Regions from separate parts of the Homo sapiens genome. Here region 2 is linked to region 1. A link is a contact called in ENCODE Hi-C or POLR2A ChIA-PET data. All regions are on one chromosome and are shown on one strand. Each heading gives the region's core, a stretch centred on a gene start or an enhancer-like site at or near the end of the contact. The rest is flanking DNA. Distances are from core to core; before and after follow the strand shown. Region 1 overlaps ARMH3 (armadillo like helical domain containing 3). Region 2 holds the start of ARMH3 (armadillo like helical domain containing 3).

The links. Hi-C counts contacts between places; a loop is a spot of excess contacts on that map. ChIA-PET counts read pairs that join two places held with the same protein, here RNA polymerase II (POLR2A). Pooled maps may share reads with other maps.
Region 2: a loop to region 1 is called in a pooled map, with 2.3 times the contacts of the local background. The contact joins the promoter of ARMH3 here to the enhancer-like site in region 1. A Hi-C loop is called at or near these places in 5 of 50 pooled maps. POLR2A ChIA-PET finds 5 or more read pairs at or near these places in 16 of 52 experiments (AG04450, B cell, BJ and 13 more).

What each region holds. Positions count from the first base shown.
Region 1 is chr10:101,997,067-102,004,624 of GRCh38, reverse strand. ARMH3 (armadillo like helical domain containing 3) reads left to right here. Exons shown (of 26, transcript NM_024541.3): 15 at 2,553-2,654. Among named protein-coding and RNA genes, the nearest start is that of ARMH3, 55 kb to the left of the region's middle. RefSeq lists a silencer at 50-99. Within about 2 kb of position 3,029, at least 3 of the 41 ENCODE cell types and tissues checked have a DNase peak (open chromatin) inside an H3K27ac peak, as active enhancers do; they include B cell and GM12878, where a contact is called at or near this core.
Region 2 is chr10:102,050,490-102,058,047 of GRCh38, reverse strand. ARMH3 (armadillo like helical domain containing 3) reads left to right here and starts at 1,875. Exons shown (of 26, transcript NM_024541.3): 1 at 1,875-1,963. RefSeq lists a silencer at 1,786-2,175.

The DNA of each region.
Region 1 (7,558 bases), core at 1,780-4,279:
CATGTGATGTTGGGGTTTGGATGCTTCAGAGAACTGCCTTTCAAACTGTTCATTGTGAACACTTCCACCCACACACTTGATTATGCAATGGTAGGATTTGTGCTTACTTACCTACAACCAGTGAGCTTTTATTTTTTCTAGTGGGAAGATCAAGTCAGCCCACTTTCAAATGACTGTCTCCCTTGACAAAAGCTGCTGGGAAGAATTATGAAGCCAAAGATCAAGGAATGACTCTTCCTTAGGAAGAAGATTTTAATTTGTGAGGGATTTTATTCTGTCTCTGTTCTATTTGTTCTTTTCCCTGTCTCCTAACTCATTTCCTTCTGTAGGGTTCCTAAGTATTACAACCTTGTTTTTAATTTTTAGATCTTAATTATAGTGGTGTTCAGTAGCCCACTTATATTTAAAGGTATGTCACCAGAGCCATATTTTTAAAAGCCGGCAGTTTAGCTATAACATTTGTTCTCAGCTCAGACTTGACATTTGACAACTCAGCCTTGGCATGAGAGGACTTTCTGGTAAACTAAAAATACATATACTTCTATATTTCTACATATTATATAAGATAGTTTTCCAGTTATTGCTGTGTATGAGCAGGAAAAAAGCCCCACTTACCAGTTAGGTGCCTCCTTGTATTGGACAAAGGGATGATTACGGGTTCTGAGCTTCAAAACAGGCTGTGGTTTGAAATGACAGTCTTGGGTCATTAACCCATAACATGAATTAAAACCTTTTAGTATTTCAACATAAAAATATATTTGTCTTATATTAGCTCTTGGAGGCCTAACTGGGAAAATAGCCAGGGGTTGGGCATGCTGATTTCTTTTCATAAGGCTTTTTGTTGTGCTTGCTGTTTATTATGGGTTCATAAAATGCAAATGTTTCTCACTGTTCATAAATGTTCTCTGCATATGTCGTAATAACTCCAGAGGGATCTGTTATGGTTATGAATACATATTATGAGTAATATCCCAAAGTCAACTGAGTCTTCATGGCTGAAAATGTAGCAGAAAGCCATAGATTCTCTAGCTTTTTTGGGCCATTATAAGACTCCTTTTAACTTATATATTGTGTCTTAGGCAGTGTAAAAGCACTTAACAAGAGGTCTGAGTCTAATTTAAAGTCTTAGAATTTTGGGAAGCCTACATTAAGACTTTGTTCTGGGCCAGGCACAGTGGCTCATGCCTTAATCCCAACACTTTGGGAGGCCCGAGGTGGGTGGATTGCTTGAGGTCAGGAGTTCAAGACCAGCCTGGCCAACATGGTGAAACCCTGTTTCTACTAAAATACAAAAATTAGCTGGGCATGGTGGTGGGTGCCTGTAATCCAAGCTATTTGGGAGGCGGAGGCAGGAGAATTGCTTGAACCCAGGAGACGGAGGTTGCAGTGAGCTGAGATGGCACCACTGCACTCTAGCCTGGGCAACAGAGCGAGACTCTGTCTCAAAAAAAAAGAAAATACTGTGTTCTGTGGTCAGCCCTGGTCATTAGAGGCCAATTATCTGTCATTGTTCATTGGGACTGTGGCTCAGAGAACTGGGTGGGGGATTTCTCTTAGAAACATCAGCTAGGTATGTAAAACTCAGTTCCCAGGCTGTTCCAATCAGTAATGTTCATCTGTTTTTATTTATTTATTTATTTATTTATTTATTTATTTATTTATTTGTGACAGAGTCTCGCTGTGTCACCCAGGCTGGAGTGCAGTGGCGCCATCTCGGCTCACTACAACCTCCGCCTCCCGGTTTCAAGCAATTCTCCTGCCTCAGCTTCCCTAGTAGGTGGGATTATAGGCACCGACCACCATGCCCAGCTAATTTTTGTATTTTTAGTAGAGATGGGGTTTCACCATGTTGGCCAGGCTGACCTCGAACTCCTGACCTTAGGTGATGTGCCCAACTCGGGCTCCCAAAGTGCTGGGATTACAGGCGTGAGCCACTGCGCTTGACCTGTTCATCTGTTTTCAGTCTACTATTACTTTCAGTTCCCTTAAGCGGGGAAGGGAAGTCTGCCACTTAATAGTGGTAGAATTTGAATATAGTTCTGCCTTAACATTTTCCCCTCTCTATCATGGGTACGTCCAGCCTAAAGACTTGTTCTCAAAATTCAGCAAGATTTCTCCTTGTTAGGGAGGAATCTTCACTGATTTCAAGCAGGAGACCCATCAAAGTAAAACTCATTTATATTCAATACAGATCTTTCCTTCAGGTAGAAATCGAAGTTTCTTTAAGAAGGGCCTTAAACTCTTTGGGGATACTTGGGGCAGGAAGTGGAATCAACATACCCTTCCCAGGATGTTGGGAGAAAAAGCACCGTTCTTGGAGACTGGCCCTAGATAGGAGAGCAGGTCACTGGGCTTAATTTGGGGAATAGGAAGGGGGCTCTACAGGCTTAGGAAGAGTAGATAAAAGTTTTGTGATGAGCACTTGGTCCTCCCTCTGTTGTGGAAAAAGCTTATTTAGTGATTTTTTTGCCTGCTGGCAAATTGGCTATGTGGGTAGAAGTGTTAGATGGAATATGTTGCAGGCTAAGTGCATTTTATCTGTTCTATTCCAGTTATAAGTTCTGTGGAACTCCCACTGGATGCAGATGTACAGACCAGTAATCTACTGATAACCTTTTTAAAGTATAGCTCAATTGTCATGCAGGACACCAAAGGTAAGCCATAGCTATTTTGGGGGCTCAGGAAGTCAAAGGTGTGGCAGGCAGCTAGCATCAAAGAGCAACATTAATATTTTGAAGCTTTGACAAGATGAACTATTGGGGCCTTGTGTACATGGTCTTCATTGCTGGAAAATAGTGATGTCTCACCTAATTGCTAGATGGCAATTAGGTGGTGTTGGGAAAACCTGAAGCTGGAGGGGAGTACTCAAAAATAGAACAGGAAAAAAATTGGTCTCTTTGAAAGCTAGCAAATCTTCTTAGCAGATCTTGGTAAGTAGATGCAGACTCTTATGTGTGGGAAGTGGAGGGATTAGCACGCTTCAGGGAATTCCCTTTTGAGGACAGGAACTGAAAGCATCAGCTCGTGGTGAGAATTAGAGGACTGTCGTACACAGTACAGTAGGAAGAGGTGAGATTCAGAGGGACTCTGTTCTTGAACACTTAAAATAGAAGTGTCAATACCCATCCTAGAAATGCAAGAGTGGAAGTGGGAGAGGATTGAGTGTTGGAAAAGTTTGAGGTTTTGTTGTGTGATTTCCTGTTTTTCCTCTGTTTGTGATTTTGCCATGGCCTTTTACTTGGTGGTAGAGTAGTGGAGTAGTTGTCCTAGGATTGAGAAGGGGTTGGAAGGAGACACAGCAAATTCTATCCAGTATATATCTTAGTTTTGTTTTTTTTCCCCTACTTAGCATTTTTCTTTATACAGGATTTATGTGAGTGTTCACAATTTTTATGTTTGTTTTTATTGTGGTAAAGTATATATAACAAAATTTACCATCTTAACCATATTTAAATGTACTATTTAGTTGCATTACCTACTTCCATATTTTTGTACAACCATCATCACTGGCTGGGTACGGTGGCTCATGCCTGTAATCCCAGCCCTTTGGGAGGCTGAGGCGGGAGGATCACTTGAGGCCAGGAGTTCAAGACCAGCCTGGCCAACATGGTGAAACCTTGTCTGTACTAAAAATACAAAAATTAGCCGGCCGTGGTGGCATGTGCCTGTAATCCCAGCTACTCGAGAGGCTGATACAGGAGAATTGCTTGAACCCGGGAGGTGGAGGTTGTAGAGAGTTGAGATCGCGCCACTGTACCCCAGCTTGCATGACAGAGTGAGACTCCATCTCAAAAAAAAAACAACAAAACTATCATCACCATCCATCTCTAGAACTTTTTATTTTTCTGTTTTTTGAAGGCAGGGTCTCAGTCTGTCAGCCAGGCTGGAGTGCAGTAGTGTGGTTTCAGCTCACTGCAGCCTTGACTTCCTGGGCTCAGGTGATTCTCCCACCTCAGGCTCCTGAGTAGCTGGGACTACAGGTGTGCACCATTATACCTGGATAATATTTTTTTTGTGTGTGTATTTTTTGTAGATACGGGGTTTCGCCATGTTGCCCAGGCTGGTCTTGAACTCCTGGGCTCAAGTGATCTGCCCGCCTTGGCCTCCCAAAGTACTGGGATTACAGGTGTGAGCCACCGCACCTGGCCTCAGAACTTTTTCATCTTACAAAATGGAAACTCTATACCCATTAAACACTAATACCCCATCCTCCTCTTGCCCCAAGGCCTGACAGCAACCATTCTGCTTTCTGCCTCTATAAATTTGACTGCTCTAGGAACCTGATATAAGTGGAATATATCCCAGTTTTAGGATTGCCTGGAAGTAAGCCTTTGATTTCATGGTGACACTGAGCTAGCATTTTTTCTTCCATTTTTTGTAATGAAAAAATTCTAGTATACAGAAGTTGAAAATAATTGTGAAGTGATTTACCTATATACTCATGAACATTTTACCATACTTGGTTTGCACTTAAATTTCTTTCTGTGTGTTGTTGTTGTTATTTTGGCTGAATCATTTTATTTTATTTTATTTTTTATTTTTTTGAGACAGAATCTTGCTCTGTTGCCTAGGCTAGAGTGCAATTGCAACCAAGGCTCACTGCAACCTCCGCCTCCTAGGTTCAAGCCATTCTCCTGCCTTAGCTTCTGGAGTAGCTGGGACTACAGGCATGTGGCACAACACCTGGCTAATTTTTGTATTTTTAGTAGAGACGGGGTTTCATTGTGTTGACCAGGCTGGTCTCAAACCCCTGACCTTGTGATCCGCCCACCTCAGCCTCCCAAAGTGCCGGGATTACAGGTATGGGCCACCACGCCCGGCCTGGCTGAATCATTTTAAATGAAGTTGCAGACATCATGATTCTGCTTTACACATAAATATTTTAACATGTATCACCTAAAGTTAAGGACATTTTCCTAGATATCCAGAATACCATTATTATATCTAAGAAAGTCAACAATAATTCTGTAGTATCATGTAATATTTAGTCCCTATTTCAGTATCCCCATTTGTCCCCAAAATGCTTGCTTTTTTGGGACACAAAGCTAGCATTTTAATGAACATTTTTATTAGCATTTCTTTTGGTACCTACAGATTGATCCAGTGGGCTTCTCCTATTTAAAAGGATTTTTTGGCTGGGCGCTGTGGCTCACACCTGTAATCCCAGCACTTTGGGAGGCCTAGGTGGGAGGATCACCTGAGGTCAGGACTTTGAGACCAGCCTGGCCAACATGGTGAAACCCTGTCTCTACTAAAAATACAAAAATCAGCCAAGCATGGTGGTGGGTGCCTGTAATCTCAGCTGCTTGGGAGGCTGAGGCATAAGAATCGCTTGAATGCGGGAGGCGGAGGTTGCAGTGAGCCAAAATCATGCCACTGCACTCTAGCCTGGGCAACAAGGGCAAAACTCTGTTTCAAAAAAAAAAAAGGATTTTTTTTCCTAATTACAAAAATAATTGAAATATTCTTATTAAAAATTAAAACATTCTAGCAATAGTTAACTTAGAAAGTGAAAGTTCTTTGTAATTTAAACTCTCCAGAGTTAATCACTCTTAACAATTTGGCATAGATTCTTCCTTTTTAAGGCTTCTTTATAAGAATCTTTAAATCCTTTTTAGGAACTAACTGTCCAGTAGTTTATATTTGGGTTCTTAAATTATGGTCCACAGATGAACTTCAGATTCCTAAATAACAAAAAAACCATTTCCACTTTAGAAGCAAAATTGCTGAAATACTATGGTTTTTGCCACTTTACTTTCTGTGAGGAGAGATTAATGCCTTGTAGGTGGTTTAAGTTTCCCTTAGGCATTAAGTATACTCTAGAAGTCTCTTATTTGCCAAGTGAGGTAGGTAGGTTTCTGGTTGGAGAGTTTTCAGAAGTCTAAGAATGGAGCTGAAAGGCAAGAACTGCATAGGAGGAGAAGACCAGGATTCGGAGACTTTTAGAGTGAGAAAGAAACATTGGTAGACAGAGACAGGAGAGCTAAAAGGTAAGTATGGGAAATGAAGAATTGCCAGAGCAGAAAGGAGCCTGGGTGGGCAGAGTCTAAGATATGTTACACTCAGACATATTGTATTAGCTCTTGGAGATTTCTGCCTTGCAAACTTAGACTTTTTTCTTCCTTTATGTTTTGCAAGTGTTCTCTTTCAAGAAAGAGAGAGCTATATCAGGGATGAGATAGATTTAAGTAGTCCATGTCACTAACTCCTAACATAAAACAGTCCATTGGGAGCTGCAGAGATAGCTGAACCTCTGAGACTTGGCAAGAGAGATCTGGTAAGCAAGGATAACCAGACTTGTGTATCACTTTCTTGAAGCCATTGCTTCTTTATGGAAATGGTAACCTCTTCCTTTCTCTAGAAGTATTGCAGCAACCACAGAATAGAGACACTGCATGGATGTGACCTAGAAAATGAACTTTTAGCTTTGCCGGATATAACACAGTGAACTGAGGCCCTTGGAACTCATTTTTAGCTTTAGTGATTATATAAGCTTCTTTGTCTTGGTCACTTGCCATCCATAAAATGGAAGGCAAAATTAAAGGCTGATTAATTGTAGAATGAGTGGTCTTGGCCAACAGGCAACCTAAATATGGCAAAGGGCAAGGTTAGGAATGAAGAGTTAATTTCAAAAATGACTCCTGTGTGGCTTTATTGGCCCAGCTTTCTTCCTGCCTCAGCCCCTGCTGCATGCCTTGGCTAACAGCATCTCATTATGTTTTTAGCAGCAATAGAAGCAACTTTTTCTTGGCTCTGTTTCCACCACCGCCATGAGGATATTATCTTTTTCCTTTTTCTTATATATTTATCCTTTAAACCCAAAAAGATACTTTTAATAGATATGTATAATAAGGTATAAAGTTTATAATAACTATAATAAATAGCATAACTTATAAAGTATAATAATAAAATGAACATATGTGAACCTACCACCCAACTTAAATAAAACAACATTAATGCTGTTGAAGCTACCTGTGTGTCCCTCCCCAATCACTTCTCTCCTCTCCATTCTCCAGAATTTTTTTTTTTTTTTTGAGACGGAGTCTTGCTCTGTCGCCAGGCTGGAATGCAGTGGCACGATCTCAGCTCACTGCAACCTCTGCCTCCCGGGTTCAAGCGATTCCCCTGCCTCAGCCTCCTGAGTAGCTGGAATTACAGGCTTGCGCCACCATGCCCAGCTAATTTTTTGTATTTTAGTAGAGATGGGGTTTCACCATGTTGGCCAGGATGGTCTCGATCTCCTGACCTTGTGATCCACCCGCCTCGGCCTCCCAAAGTGCTGGGATTACAGGCATGAGCCACCACGCGTGGCCCAGAATTTTGTATTTATCATTCCTTTGGTTTTGTTTGTTTGTTTGAGACAGAGTCTCACTCTGTCACCCAGGCTGGAGTGCAGTGGCATGATCTTCTCGGCTCACTGCAACCTCTGCCTTGTGGATTCAAGCGATTCTCTTGCCTCAGCCTCCTGAGTAGCTGGGATTACAGGTGCATGCCACCACGCCTGGCTGATTTTTGTATCTTTAGTAGAGAAGGGGTTTCACCATGTTGGCCAAGCTTG
Region 2 (7,558 bases), core at 626-3,125, 55 kb before region 1:
GCACAGCATCTCGGAGAGGTTTAAGCCTCCGGTTGGCTGCGGGTAGGCCTGGCTGATGTCAGGCTTCCAACAAGAGGTGGTGAAGCAGAGTGTTCTCTAACTTCCTCAGGGAAAGGCCCGTCTGCTAAGTAACAGGTGCCTTCCCAGGCACTGGCGCTATGGCTAGTCCAAGGTCTGCTAAGTAACGGGTGCCTTCTTAGGCACTGGCATTACCGCTAGACCAAGGAGTCCTCTAGTGGCCCTGTCTGGGCGTGACAGAGGGCTCACACTCTTGCCTTCTGGTCACTTCTCACCGTGTCCCTTCAGCTCCTAACTCTGTATGGCCTGGTTTTCCTAAATTATAATTGTAAAATATAAGTTATTAATAAAAGTAATGCTACAAACTAATGATTACTAATATTCATATATAATCACATCTATATTCTATTTCTAATATAGCTATTCTTATTTTAATTATTTTCTTTATTATACTGGAACAGCTTGTGTCTTCGGTCTCTTGACTCGGCACCTGGGTGGCTTGCCGCCCACAGAACTCTTCTCCACTTCTTTTTTGTTTTGAGACGGAGTCTCGCTCTGTCGCCCAGGTTGGAGTGCGATGGCGCGATCTTGGCTCACTGCAACCTTCGCCTCCCAGGTTCAAGCGATTCTCCTGCCTCAGCCTCCCGAGTAGCTGGGATTACAGAGGACTGCCAACACGCCCGGCCATTTTTTGTATTTTTAGTAGAGATGGGGTTTCACCATGTTGGCCAGGCTGGTCTCGAACTCCTGACCTCAGGTGATCCACCCGCCTTTGCCTTCCAAAGTGTTGGGATTACAGGTGTGAGCCACCGCGCCTGGCTTATTTTATTTTTTTTACTTGTTTTTTCTTTTTAATAGTATTCTTGCTGTTATAGCACATCTTTTTAAACCTTCCATTTGTGTATAAAAAAACAGAGACTCAGGCTGGGTGCGGTGGCTCACGCCTGTAATCCCAGCATTTTGGGAGGCAGAGGCGGGTGGATCACCTGAGGCCAGGAGCTTGAGACCAGCCTGGCAACATGGTGAAACCTTGTCTCTACTAAAAAATACAAAAATTAGCCGGGCGTGGTGGTACACTCCTGTAATCCCAGCTACTGGGGAGGCTGAGGCAGGAGACTCTCTTGAACCCGGGAGGCAGAGGTTGCAGTGAGCCGAGATCGCACCACTGCACTCCAGCCTGGGCAATAGAGTGAGACACCATCTCGAAAAAAAAAAAAAAAAAGAAAACAAAGACTCAGAGGCAGGGAGTGGTGGCACGTGCCTGTAATCCCAGCTACCAGAGGCAGAGGCAGGAGGACTGCTTGAGCCTAGGAGGTGGAGGCTGCACTGAGCTGTAATTGTGCCACTGCGGCACTCCAGCCTGGGCAAGGGCAAGATCCTGTCTCAAAAAAAAAAAAAAGGAAAAGAAAAGAAAATAGATTTCTGGCCAAGTTAATAGAGCTTTACACGCTACTTTGCACTTATCAGGCACACACGTATTTGTTGAAAGAATGAGTTTGTTTTCAATCTTTCACGTACAAAGTTGTAATACACATTTGGAAAATATATCTTTCCAAACTTCGCCAGTATTTCTAGAGGATACATGTATTCCTAGAAGTAAAATTGCTGAGGTCAAAGAGTCGGCCATGTTTCGGAAAACTGCTATTGCGACCCAGTAGGCCCTCAATAGACAAGTCCACTGCGAATTTATTTCTCGCGATGCCTTTCGGGAGTTGTAGTCTTTGCGATGCTTGCTGGGAATCGTGGTCTGAGCCGGTCTCAGGAAGCGGGCGTGGACTAACCCATTGCGCGCCGGGCTTTAGGACCCGGCGGGGCGCGGGGACACGGGAAGGGTCGGGGAGGTCGGGAGCGCGCCCGTGAGCCCGGAGCAGCGGCAGCGTCGGTGGCGTCGAGAGCGAGCGGGCCCGGGAACGGCGCGGGTGGTAGAGGAGGAGCCGCGGGCTCGGTAAGCGGCGGCGGCCAGGCCCGGCCCGGTCCTCGAACCTGACCAACCCTGCGGGTCCTGCCATACTAGGCCTTGGCCCCGAGGCGGTTCTGGGGGCGGGGCCTGCGCTGGCCGCGGGGACGACGAGGACGCGAGGGGAGAGGGAGGGAGGACGGCTGCTGAAGCTGCGTATGCCGGGGAGGGCTGGGCCTGGGGGCGGCCGAGCCTAGAGAGAAACGGCTTCGCTCTTCCAGCGGCCGGTCCCTCGGACCACACGGTCCCGGTCACGTCCCTCTCCCGCATCCCTGCGGGGCCTTCTGGCTTCCGAGGTGCTGACCTTTGACCCCGCCAGCTGCCCCGAGAGCTTCCTCTCCTGCTGTTCTTGGTCCTGGGGTGCGGGCGTAGGGCAAGGCACCTCTGAGAATCTCAGGGATAGAGGAAAGCGGGTTTGTGCGAAGTCTTCAGGTGTCCCGGAAGGGCTCCAGTCCTGTCCCTCTCCAGGCTCTGACAGGCTTTAACCCACTCTTCACACGGAATCAGTGAAGCTACTGTGTTTTCTTTGGGTTACTCGGCGAGAGCCCAGGAAAGGAACCTGTTCCCAGGAGGGTATAGGGAAGGAAAAAGTAGAGAGAAACCTGGTCCCCTGGAGAAGGAGAAGCTGAGGCGTGCTGCCCCTGGCGAATGGGGAAGCAGAAACTTGGGCCATACCCAAATGTATGTCACTGGATCATCCGACCCTCCGCAGTTCTTCCTCTCCAGAAAGTTTTTTATTTTATTTTATTTATTTATTTATTTATTTATTTATTTTGAGATGGAGTTTCGCTGTTGTCGCCCAGTCTGGAGTGCAGTTGCCCGATCTCGGCTTACCACAACCTCTGCCTCCGGGGTTCAAGCGATTCTCCTGCCTCAGCCTTGCGCTACCACGCCCAGCTAATTTTATATTTTTGATAGAGACGGGATTTCTCCATGTTGGTCAGGCTGGTCTCGAACTCCCAACCTCAGGTGATCCGCCCGCCTCGGCCTCCCAAAGTGCTGTGATTAAAGGCGTGAGCCACCGCGCCCGGCCTTTTTTTTTTTGTTTGTTTGTTTGTTTTGTTTTTTGTTTTTTTGAGACGGAGTTTCGCTCTCGTTGCCCAGGCTGGAGTGCAATGGCGTGATCTCGGCTCACTGCAACCTCCGCCTTCCAGGTTCGAGCGATTCTTCCCCGTCAGCCCCCCAAGCAGCTGGGATTACAGACGTGAGCTACCACGCCCGGCTAATTTTTGTATTTTTAGTAGAGACAGGGTTTCGCCATGTTGGCCAGGCTGGTCTCAAACTTCTGACCTCAGATGATTCACCCACCTCGATCTCCCAAAGTGTTCGGATTACAGGTGTGAGCCACTGCGCCCGGCCAGAAAAAGTTTTGAGCTTAGTGAGAGCTTTTTCTTTGCTATCCTTTAGTTGCTTTGTAAACTAGGGTAAATATGATTTGTGTCCCTGCCCGTAACTTAGCAGGATTGGAATTATTTTGGGTGTACCTTAAGTTGGATTTGTGTGCACAATAGCTTCTGTGTGAAGACTTTCAGGATATCAGATCACAGTCAAGGGAAAGAGGGATCCCTCTTGTTACGACTGTAAAGGGGGAATACCCATTTCAGTGACTAGAGAAGCCTTTAAGGTGTTTTCATTGGACTTTTAGGTATTACAATTTATTGTTCAACTTTTTTTTTTTTTTTTTGAGACGGAGTCTCGCTCTGTCGCCCAGGCTGGAGTGCAGTGGCATGATCTTGGCTCACTGCAACCTCCGTCTCTCGGGTTCCAGCGATTCTTCTGCCTTAGCCTTCTGAGTAGCTGTGACTACAGGCGCGCACCACCATGCCTGGCTAATTTTTGTGTTTTTAGTAATGACGGAGTTTCACCATATTGGCCAGGCTGGTCTCCAACTCCTGACCTCGTGATCCACCCGTCTCAGCCTCCCAAAGTGCTGGGATTACAGGAGTGAGTCACTGCCCCCAGCCGACTTGTTCAACATTTGGATAATTAAAACAAGGTGAAAACCTCAAAGCAGTCATTATGAAATTTGGAATCTCACACTGAGCACAGTTTAGGAATCTGTAACATTTGGGGAAAATGGCCAAAAATTGATCCAGGATATATAAGGGTGAACTGTTTATTCAACACATTTATTGAGCACTTACTATGTAACTTTGGGAGGCGGAGGCCGGCGGATCACAAGGTCAGGAGATCAAGACCATCCTGGCTAACATGGTGAAACCCCGTCTCTACTAAAAATACAAAAAATTAGCCGGGTGTGGTGGCGGGCGCCTGTAGTGCCAGCTACTAGGAGGCTGAGGCAGGAGAATGGCATGAACCCAGGAGGCGGAGCTTGCAGTGAGCCGGGATGGTGCCACTGCACTCCAGCCTGGGCGACAGAGCGAGACTCCCTCTCAAAAAAAAAAAAAAAAATTTATACAGTGTAATGGGAATACTGCCATTGCTTGGGAGAGTCAGGGAAATCTTTGCAGGGGGGAGATACTTGAGTTGGGTGTTGAAGGATGAGTAGGAGATTGCACAAGTAAGAAAAGGCATTTTTACTCGGCCTGGTGGCTTATACCTGTAATCCTAGCACTTTGGGAGGCCTAGGCAGGTAGATTGCCTGAGCCCAGGAGTTTGAGACGAGCTGGCTCAACATGGCGAGACCCCATCTCTGAAAAAGAAAAGGCATTTCATTTGGAGAGAACAGTACTTGCAAAGGCTTGGTGAGGATGTGAGAGGAAAAAAAATTATTTTAAATCTCAGAAATTTGTCCCAAACAGGATGTGTGGTGGGGAAACTGCTAGGAGGTGAGACTGAAAAGAAAGTGGGGAGTCATTGGAATTTTTTTCTCTTTTTTTTTTTTTTTTTTTTTTTTTAGCTTCTGAGGAGTTTTTTTTAAGTTAGGGAGTGACAGAAATGCAGATTAAAGTAATGAAGAATGAGGCAGTGAGACTAATTAGAGTTGTTGCAATTGACTGAGAGTCTGAAGAAAGTGTAGCTGTGGGAATGAAGAGGAGGGGATTTTGGAAATACTGTACTTCTGAGATTGATTCAACTTCTTAGGAAGAGAGTGGGCTAGGATTTCTAATTTGAGAGAGTGGATGTATGGGGATTTCATTGACAGGATATGGATTAGAAAAAGTAGAGCAGGTTTCCAAAGGTTAGGGTATGGAAAGAGGCATAGGGGATATGGTTTGGTATGCCGAGCTCAGGTTGCTTGTAGGATGTACCGATGGAGACCTTAGTAGGCAGCTGGAAGTGAGAGACCTGGTGAGCTTAATGTATTGGCACCAGCTTTGAGTGAGGGCATATATGAAAAAAGTCTTGGGGAAAAAAAAATGTTTATTTTATTTGTCTATAAGGAAGTAGCAGATTATGCACTTCCTCCACTTAATAGTGAGCTTCTCAAGGCAGGGACTGTAATTTAGTAATTTTTTGGTCCCTTTCTGTCTTACACTATGCTTATGTAATTTATAAGGTCTTAATAAGTGTTATTCAAGTAGCAGGAAATCAGTTTACTTTGCAAGATTGCAGGTACCTTTTGGGCTTCCTTTATGAAGATTATGGGGTCAGGCAAGGTGTCTCATGCCTGTAATCCCAGCACTTTGGGAGGCCGAGGCTGGTGGATTGCTTGAGCTCAAGAGTTCAAGATTAGCCTGGGCAAGATAGCAAAACCCTGTCTCTACAAAAAATACAAAAATGAGCCGGGTGTGGCAGTGTGAGCCTGTAGTGCCAGCTACTAAGGAGGCTGAGGTGGGAGGGTCGTGTAAGCCCAGGAGGTTGAGGCTGCAGTGAGCTGTGATTGTGCCACTGCATTCCAGCTTGGGCAACAGAGGGAGACTGTCTTTCGGTGGGGCGGGGGAGTGGGGGAAGAAGATGATTATGGGACTTTATCTTATAATTTTCATTTTATATTTAGGTGGTGTTCATGAGGCTTGTATAATTGAGCAGGGGAAGAAATGAGAAGATATGAGTGACAGTGTGCCGTTTGAATAAGTTCAGGGCTGGAGCAGGAGAAAGTATTAATTTACAGGAATCTCCTGCTCATTGAGAAGATCTTACCATGAATTTTCATTCTGGGATGTGTCAGAAAATGTGGTTTCTAATCAGAATTTCCTGAAATACTGTCAATTTGGAGCTGGTTCCCCCTTCGGAAGGAGGAATGCCTTCCTTCTTGTGTAGGATAATTTGAAAGGGAACCAAAGGTGGTCATGTTTATTTAAATGAACGAGAGCTCATCTTCATTGATCATTTGTAACATTAGGCAAACTGAGTAGATGCTGATGGGACCAGATTAAATTGTCTTTTGTGAAGCTAGTTGACCTGTAGTAGGTACAGACTGGCTGATACCTGGGAATAGTCCTGGTTTTGCCATTTGCTTCTTAGTCTTGGGAAAGTCTCTGAGTTACTTCCATTTTCAGGTATAGGCTGAACACCCATTCTGAGGGGAGCATTGTCTAGAGCACACAAGCTATGGACCCTGCCTTGTAGTGGTTTGTGTGCTTCCTTAATCAGTCTGGTTCTGTCCTAGCTTCTAGAAAATAGAGATGATGCTTGTCAGGTGATGTCCTGAGTTGACTGACTTCTTTCTTTTTCTTTTTCTTTTTTTTTTTTTTCCGAAATGGAGTCTCCCTCTGTTGCCCAGGCTGTAGTGCAGTGGCCCAGTCTTGGCTCACTGCAACTTCCGCCTCTTGGGTTCAAGTGATTCTCCTGCCTCAGCCTCCTGAGTAGCTGGGATTACAGACCCCCTCCACCACACCCAGCTACTTTTTGTATTTTTAGTAGAGATGGTGTTTCACAGTGTTGGCCAGGCTGGTCTCGAACTCTTGACCTCAGATGATCCGCCGGCCTTGGCCTCCCAAAGTGCTGATATTACAGGCATGAGCCACTGCGCCCACTTGACTTTTCTTTCTTTCTTTTTTTTTTTTTTTTTGAGACAGAGTCTTGCTCTGTCGCCCAGCAGGGTGGAGTACAAGTGGCACAATCTTTGCTCACTGCAACCTCCCTCTCCCGGGTTCAAGTGATTCTCCTGCCTCAGCCTCTTGAATAGCTGGGATTACAGGTGCTTGCCACCATGCCCAGCTAATTTTTATATTTTTAGTAGAGGCAGGGTTTCACCATGTTGGCCAGGACAGCCTTGAATTCTTACTCTTAAGTGATCTGCCTCGGCCTCCCAAAGTGCTGAGATTACAGGCGTGAGCCACCATGCCTGGCCTTTTTTTTTTTTTTTTTCTGAGATGGAGTCTTGTTCTGTCACCCAGGCTGGAGTGCAGTGGCGTGATCTCAGCTCAGCGCAACCTCTACCTCCCAGGTTCAAGCAATTCTCGTGCCTCAGCATCCCAAGTGGCTGGGACTACAGGCATGTGCCACCACGCTGACTAATTTTTGTATATTTAGTAGAGATGGGGTTTTACCATGTTGGCCAGGCTGGTTTCGAACTCCCGACCTCAAGTGATCCACCTGCCTCGGCCTCCAAGAGTGTTGGGATTACCGACTTGAGCCACCACATTTGGTGACTTTTCTTGGATAAAATGGGAGTGTTGATATTATGGATGTCAGTTTGGAGTTTCTATAGAAGTGTAACTTTAACTGAATCTTTTT